2 separate regions of the Homo sapiens genome follow, and region 2 is linked to region 1. A link is an interaction called in ENCODE POLR2A ChIA-PET data of the cell type or tissue named here. Cell type or tissue: PC-3. All regions are shown on one strand.

Evidence for each region. Peaks named below come from ENCODE experiments on the same cell type or tissue, not always from the same donor. Only the 100,000 strongest peaks of a DNase experiment are listed, where the experiment ranks them.
Region 2: POLR2A ChIA-PET joins it to region 1 with 5 read pairs; 1 of 35 experiments calls an interaction of 5 or more read pairs at or near these places.

Annotation. Positions count from the first base shown.
Region 1 is chr6:105,521,184-105,525,183 of GRCh38, reverse strand. No RefSeq gene overlaps it. Among named protein-coding and RNA genes, the nearest start is that of LINC02836, 110 kb to the left of the region's middle. RefSeq lists an enhancer at 2,110-3,309. In PC-3, no CTCF peak of the experiment used is centred here; a DNase peak (open chromatin) is centred at 2,323; H3K27ac peaks cover 621 bases.
Region 2 is chr6:104,827,182-104,831,181 of GRCh38, reverse strand. The region is part of intron 6 of HACE1 (HECT domain and ankyrin repeat containing E3 ubiquitin protein ligase 1); the gene reads left to right. Among named protein-coding and RNA genes, the nearest start is that of HACE1, 31 kb to the left of the region's middle. In PC-3, no CTCF peak of the experiment used is centred here; no DNase peak of the experiment used is centred here; H3K27ac peaks cover 1,418 bases.

The DNA of each region.
Region 1 (4,000 bases):
GCTGGGCTACTCCTAAAAAACATTCTACAATAGCAGTGAGTCCCTCCCCGTAGAAGTCAACTATGTCAATCAGTCACCTCAGTCACAAACCAGGAGTTTCACCCATATTTTCTCTACTTTTTAAATGCATTCCCTTTATTTAAACTACGCCTTATTTGATGAAGCCTCCCAATATAAATCCCTACCCCAGAGCTCTTTCCTGAACTCTAGCCACAAATCCAGCTACTTCCTGTCACCTCTAACCAAGTCACCTACATGACCATTTATGTCAAAAAATGAAATTAACATTCCCCCAGTATATGTTCTTCATCTGCTATTTCTGACTTTGGTTGGTGGCAACACCAAGCACCCAACGTCTTAGGACAGAGACTAAGGTTCATCATAGATTCTTCTCACTCCATGCTGTTCTTCCTTTGCCCTACTCATCCCACGCAATAAATCATCAAGTCTCTTTGAATCCACCTTTTATCATCTCTCATATCCACGCAGTTCTTTCCTTTCCACCGCAACTTCCTTAGTCTAGCATCTCATTAACTCTTGTAGCAGGATTGTGATTCGTTTCTCTAACTATCGTCTTTTTCTCTTTCAATTCATCCCCAACAAAACCACAAAAATAGAAGCTTGATTTCTAAAATCAAGCTTTCTCTATTTCTAAAATAGAAGCTTGATCATGTTCCTCCTTTGTTCAAAACTTTCCCTAACTATCACTACTTACAGGAAAAGGTAGAAAATGAAGAGAGCAAAACACACAAAAGTACAAAGGCATGAAACCACATGGAATCTCTGGGAAAGCCATAAGCATTTTGAGGTTGCCCAAGCTCACGTATGTGAGATAAAGGATGGAGAAGACAGGCACAGCCTGGATCATCTGCAGCAGGCCAAGTATCTGTCTGTGCCTTCTTCCTGGGTTGCCTTGCCCTACTCCCTTAACTGCCAGTTCAGGCATGACTTCTGGAAGGGATTCTCTAACACCCCTAGACAGGACTTAGTTATTTCTTCCTCAGTGCTAATGCTTTATCTCATACTGTCACTATTGTCATCTTAATCACACTGTAAAACAATTACTTGTTTGCATGTATCTCCCCTTAAGACTATGAGCTCCTTAAGGACAAGGGCTGTGTCTTATTCATTCCTTTATCTCCGTATACCAAACTGCCCAACACATAGTAAGCCTCCAATAACTGGTCTCTTTCCCTTTACTCTCTACTTTTTTTTATCTCATAAGAATGCAGGCAAGAGATAATGAAATCTTAACTAAAAGTGATGGTAGAAATGTAGAGGTGGAAATACATTTTTAGAGCTATTTAAGAAATTGGATAGACTGTCATTAACTGAAAGGAGGTAAGAAATGATTGTCATACCTCTTCTTTTAAGAAAGAGCCCATCTTTCTTGCTTTCAGTTATATCAGTTTAAAATTTTATTTATTTTGTTCATTCATTCCTTATAGCTTGTGGTGAATCTAATATTAAGTTAGCATCGTATCAGGCCAAATTTAATTATAAACATTTCTGACACTTTCCCAAAGCTTTTGTACTATTTTTGAAATAGTTTTTTTTTTTTTTCTAGTGGTGGCAGTTAAGATAGAATTTAACGGAGTACAGACAAATTTCAAAGCAAGAAAATTACAAGTCAGAAAACAGACTTCTACTAGAATGTTAGCCAAATTTGGACAGATTGTAGTAAGAGTCACCAGAGATAACAGTTGAACGTAGTGAAGAGAATACAGGTGATGACAAGGGTTCTGTTTGGATTGGGGGAAAACTTGTCGTAGGTGATCCCGAGAGTTAAACTGGATATAAACCACATGAGTCAAGCATCAGGTTCCCTTGTAACAAAGAAAGCCCTTGATCTGGAGAAGAACACATGCCCTCCTAAGGGACTGGACTCCTACCACTCCTCCCAGGCAGGGCTGGTAGGAGAAAGTCCTATGTGAGGTGGAGGCCATGGAGACAGGAACAGTTTCTCCTACAGTAGAAGACTGGAATTAGCAACATCTACCACACCTCCTCAGTTTCACTCTGTGAGATTCTGACATACTCATCCAGAGTTTCTCTGTAAGTTATACTTTTGATTCAAGAATGAGTGAGATATGAAATATATGAGCTAAAATGATACATCCATACTGATCTTTCCTCCTTACTTAGAGTACAGCCATTGAGTCTCTGCCAGAAAGAAAACTTTTTTTCCTCCCATCATATCCCTCTGCTACAGAATAATTTTAGGAATTCTTTCAGAGCAAGTCATATATTGATAAACCCCCGGCCAATGGGACAGGTAAAACTATAGAACAACTAGCCCCAATGAGTCAGCAAAATAGATAATAACATCACAGTCATTGAGTCATGACTCAGCATCTCCATGTCAGCATCTGTGTTTACACATTTGTGGGCCTTTCATCACCTACCTATCACGGGCACTGGTTTGGGATGCGAAGACCCCTCTTTCTGCTACTCAGTCAGTTGTCTTTTTATTCATTCCAAATGACTGCCCTGAAACAGAGGATGCAATGATGACCAGGGTATTGCAGGGTCTGTCTTAGTGTCTCAACTCTTACTCCAAACCTACTCAAAATGCCCTCTCCTTTCTGACATCTAGGGGCCAGGAATTTTGCACAGAAGCAGAAAAAAGAAACTTTATTTCTGGATCTCTGTCTCCTCTAGCCTCCCCTTACCAAACTTGTGAAATTACTTAAAAGGTTTACTGAAGGCAGGTCTCTGGACCACGCACAAAGAATCAAACAATTTATTACACACTTCATGATCTGAGTGGTGCATAAAGGAGTGCTGCATAAAACTTACATTCTCAAGCCCTACTTGGAGGTCTCAGGAACACTGAAACAGTGAAACTTGGAATAAAACAATTTTCCACTATATCTTTAGTTTTATCTTCCATTCAATATTATAAATGTACGAGGAAGAGAACTAACTAGATTTGAATGTAACTAGATGGAGCCGGGCACAATGACTCACACCTGTAATCCCAGCACTTTGGGAGACTGAGGCAGGCAGATCACTTGAGGTCAGGAGTTCGAGACCAGCCTGGCCAACATGGTGAGACCCCGTATCTACTAAAAATACAAAAAATTAACTGGGCGTGGTGGCGGGCGCCTGTAATCCCAGCTGCTCGGCAGGCTGAGGCAGGAGAATTGCTTGAACCCAGGAGGTGGAGGTTGCAGTGAGCCAAGGTCACACCACTGCACTCCAGCCTGGGCGAAGAAAAAAAGTAACTAGATGGAATTTTAGCCAATTTAAATAAAAGATCATACAAGGCCTGGCGTGGTGGCTCACCCCTGTAATCCCAGCACTTTGGGGGGCCGAGGCAGGCAGATCACCTGAGGTCAGGAGTTTGAGACCAGCCTGGCCAACATGGTGAAACCCTGTTTCTACTAAAAATGCCAAAAATTAGCCAGGCGTGGTGGCAAGTGCCTGTAATCCTAGCTACTCGGGAGGCTGAGACAGGAGAATCACTTGAACCCAGGAGGCGGAGGTTGCAGTGAGCCAAGATTACGCCATTGCACTCCAGCCTGGGCAACAAGAGTGAAACTCTGTCTCAAAAAAAAAATAAATCATACAAATGTAGAGATGTCATATATGGAGATGTGGCAGAAAAATGTAGCTCTGTAATTTTGTCTGAAATTAATATCGTTTTACTCATAACCCTAGCCACTGTGTGTTTAAAAATTAACTAAATTTGCATTCTGATTTAATATTGATATTATTTGCAAAATTTTTAAAAGTCGGGTAATAGTACCTCATTTTGATAAAAATGCTTGAGCTCTCAGGGCCCCTTGCCCCTTAGCAGGGAGTCCAAATATATGGAGGGAGATGTGTTGTTTATGTGTCCTTGTAACATTAGGGAAAAAGGACATCCTATTCTCATGCTGGGCCTTTGGTGAATGCTGCTTTTGGTGAATGCTCGTAGTATCTGCTGTTTTGCAGAGCTGCCTGTTATCATCTGGAAGCTGTTCATCCTGATGGCCCCATCCTTAGCCTGCTGCTG
Region 2 (4,000 bases), 690 kb after region 1:
TTACTGCCTTATATAAAGATGGAGGGCTTAAGATTTTAGATTGAATTTCTGCTTTGCTGTAATTTTCTACCTTGTTTATGTTTTTAAGTTTTTTCTTTTTTTAACATTTAACATTATTGGTAATAGAATGTACAGGTGTGTGCCAGTAGTCTCAGCTGTTTGGGAGGCTGAGGTGGAGAGGTCAAGATTAGGTGGAGAGATCCCTTTGCCCAGGAGTTGTGGGTTGTAGTGCACTATGCTGCTTGGATGTCCACACTAAGTTTGGCATGAATATGGTGACCTCTCAGGATGCCAGATAGCTTAAGGAGAGGTGAACCAGAACAGGTCAGAAACAGCAAGTCACAACCCCCATGCTGGTCTGTTTGTGGGATCATGCTAGTGAATTACCACTGCACCTCGTCTCTTCAAAAAAAAAAAAAAAAAGAATGTAATTTATTTTCTTGCTGACCATAATAACAACAACAAAACCAACTCAAAGTCAGTACCATTAACTACAAGGATACAAAGTTTGTTTATTTTTTTGGTTACAAACTTTCTGAGTCTTATCTCTTGTTGGGAGAAGGGAGAATTCCTAGTGGAATCTGGATTTTTATCTCTTCAAACACTTTTTCCTTAACCTGGTTTCAGGATGTATGATCACAATTCACAGAATATTGGACTTCTTCAAGATAGTAGGCAAAGGTGACATTGTCTTATGTTTAATATGGTGTTGGAAAAATGGAGGGTTATAGGATCCTTTTTCTGTTTCCTGGAATTTTTTCTGGACACCATTGTTCATTTGCATTTTTTGTCTTTTATCATCTGAAAACCAATGCAGTGTTTTCAAGTATATTCTTCTCATTAGTTTTTACTTAGAGTCAATATTATTAAATTTAAAACGTATTCTATGTGGGAAAAAAAGATGTGAAATGTCCTAATCTTGAGTGACCCAGGTTTTTAAGGCACTATTGCATATTAGAGAATGAGTCTAGCCGATAGCTCTCAGAGGACAGAAGAGCACCTGCTTTAATATAAACACCCTTTGCTATAACAGGTGAGCAGAGTGTCATTTACTAAGACTTGCACACCCTACCTGTTGCCCAGGAACTTGGATAGGAAAATACTGGGATTCAGATTAGAAAAAGATTTATAAAAGCTAATTTTAGCTGCTTTGAACCAGTATAGAAGCAAGAATTACTAAGAAAACCTTGTTCAAAACATGTGCATTACAGGCTGCATTAAAAATTTAGAATTGCCTTCTGAAGTTACTGAAAATTAGGTGGTATAAGTATAATATACTCCATATGGTTTACAACCTAAAGCAAGTGTGGTAAAATAATGGAGAATTCCTCATAGTCAGATGCCTTTGAACAATTGTATTCTCAGAAGATTTATAGGGAGTCTGACTTCATTGTGGTGATGAGTTTCACAGAATGAGATTTTGCAGACAGAGTAGAGGAGGAGGGGTACAAAAAGTCATGTTGACTTGTGGTTGATTATGTAATGGCCAACAGGATTTATTCTGTCATAGTTGGTCAATTATAGTTACCTGCAATGATCATATACAGGTAAAGGGAATGCTTAGCACTGATTATTTTCTGGATCGTTACCTATGATGATCATATAAACATAAAGGGAATGCTTAGCACTGATTATTTTCTGAATCATTGTATGTATCTTTATTCCTTTTTCAATTAGGACAAGAGGGAATCTTGAAAAATTAGTCTATTTCTTTTCCTCCTGGCTGAAGTATAGTTCTACAAATCTGTGTTCATAGTTGTGCTAATACTGCCTGTTTCAGAATTACTCATGTATTTCTGGGACACATTCACATCTCAGTGTATAAGTGTATTGTTTTATCTTGAGTTGCATGTGATTTACTGGGCTATGAAATATGATGTTATAGGATAAAGGTTACTGATTTATTAAAAACCATTTGTATATCTTTCCATAAGTTGAACACTGAGTGTATAATGCTTTGTCAGGTATCCTAGTGACTCAGTGGCAAGTCAGAATGGCCTTTTTGTTGTTCAGAACTGGTGTCCATGTAGACATATACCAGTGCATGTAAGTTTCAATATTTTATTTTTAAGCTTAGGAGCTTACATAATTCTGATTATATATATTTTATAGAATAAAATAGAAAACTTTAAATGGGGAAAAAATTCCATTAAGAAATAAAGCACATGAGCTCTTTTCAAAGAGGCATGGATGATAAATCCTCTGAAATTCGCCTTCTAATCTCATTTTAGAGTAAATCTGAGGAGTGCATGAAAACATTTTGAGCAACTAGCTAAGCACCCTAAAACTTTGTAGAATATATAGCTAAATGCTATATTCTTGCTTCAATGACAAGAAGTGCTTTTTCAAATTTATATTACATTTTTTAAGGATAAAAGATTCAGAAGATTCATTTTTGTCATAACTAAGAACTTGAGTAATCTTAAATATGATTTCATATAGATGCAGCTGTTGCATTAGAGGTAAACATGATAAAGGTCTCATTTTCCTCTTGGAAGGAAGTGGTTTGGGCAGTTGAAGAGTGCACTCTGTTTTTTGTCATTGTAGCATAATAGCACCATGATTTTAAACTACTTCTATCCGTATTTAATAATGATCAGATGAAAGGAATCATAACAACTTCTTAATAATTTTATTTTTATATAACTTTTCTTAGATCAACTGTTAAACTCCATTCTTAGCTGTATCATACCAGAATTCTGGTATGTCTTTGGATACTGATTTCAAAAAATCATTTCAAAGTTTGGTTATTCAACTGGAGATATAATTTTACTGGTGATATAATTAAGGAAAATGTGAACACTTTGGAAGGCATTTAACAGCAATAATACCTACTGCTATTATGATTGTTATTAATATGTGTGATGTGATTCTGTAAAAGTACACAGATCAGTGTCTAGACCCTTTATTTATTTATGCTTATACAAGAAGCTGGGCCCAGTGTGTTGTTTTTTAATTTCAGTTTTAGCAAGTTGAGTAAAACCTAACACTATTCTCTGTAGGTATAATTTATTAACGCTTTTTGGACCATAAATTAAACCTAGTTTTTGGTAACTTTTTCTTTAAGATTTATAAATGTGTTGAATTGCCAAAAATGTTAATTACAGTCTTCTCAGAATAACGTGGATTTAGAAACCGTAGAGAACTGTCAAATAGTTCAGTCTAAATTTCTGTAAGTTAGATTACATGGCAGGATTAGTTAGGGACTAATTTGTAATTTATTTAAAAATAAATTTCACTTTTATCAGAATAAACCTTATTAAGTTTATGTAACTAAATACAAAGCTTCACAAACAACATAAAATGATAGTTGAACCCTTAGTATAATAGACTATATTAGACAGAACTGACTGCATTTTTTTACTAAAATCATAGACTTGTTAAGGAACAGTGCTCAACTATGTTCAGTCAGCTCTCTTGGTATCTTTAGCCAGCTTCCAAGTTTTTCATCCAGTTACGGACAGCCATGTAAACTTAATTGAAAACATTTTCCAGACATTAATTAGATTCAGCCTTGAGGCACAAAGGTAGGTAGACTAACATTTCAGAGTATATTCCTAGGGTCAGAGTAATTGTATTTATTCTAATGCTAGAATTCTCCTTTAATCATTTCTAAGAAGTTGAAACAAATAGTAGAAAGTTCTCTTACCACTGTTACTTTTATAACACAACCAGATGATAATGATTTTTGCCGGATACTATGTAAGAATTCAAAGTTCTCAATAGGTGAAGGTGGACAGGTTTTTAGAGAAGACATGTGTAAACCAGTCACTGATTAGTGAGTTGGGAGTTTTACTTAGTGTATAAGTTATTTGTGCATTGCCATAACTCATGTCATCAGAATTATTTTTAATAAAAAAAGTAAGGACACTTTTTTTGTTGTTTGGTCTCCTTTTAGCTAGTGATAATACCACAACTTTGATTTTTACTTAGAGTTTTATCATTGAATATCTATTCCTTTTTACTTTGATCAGTGTTTTGAGAGTTGACATTGATAAAG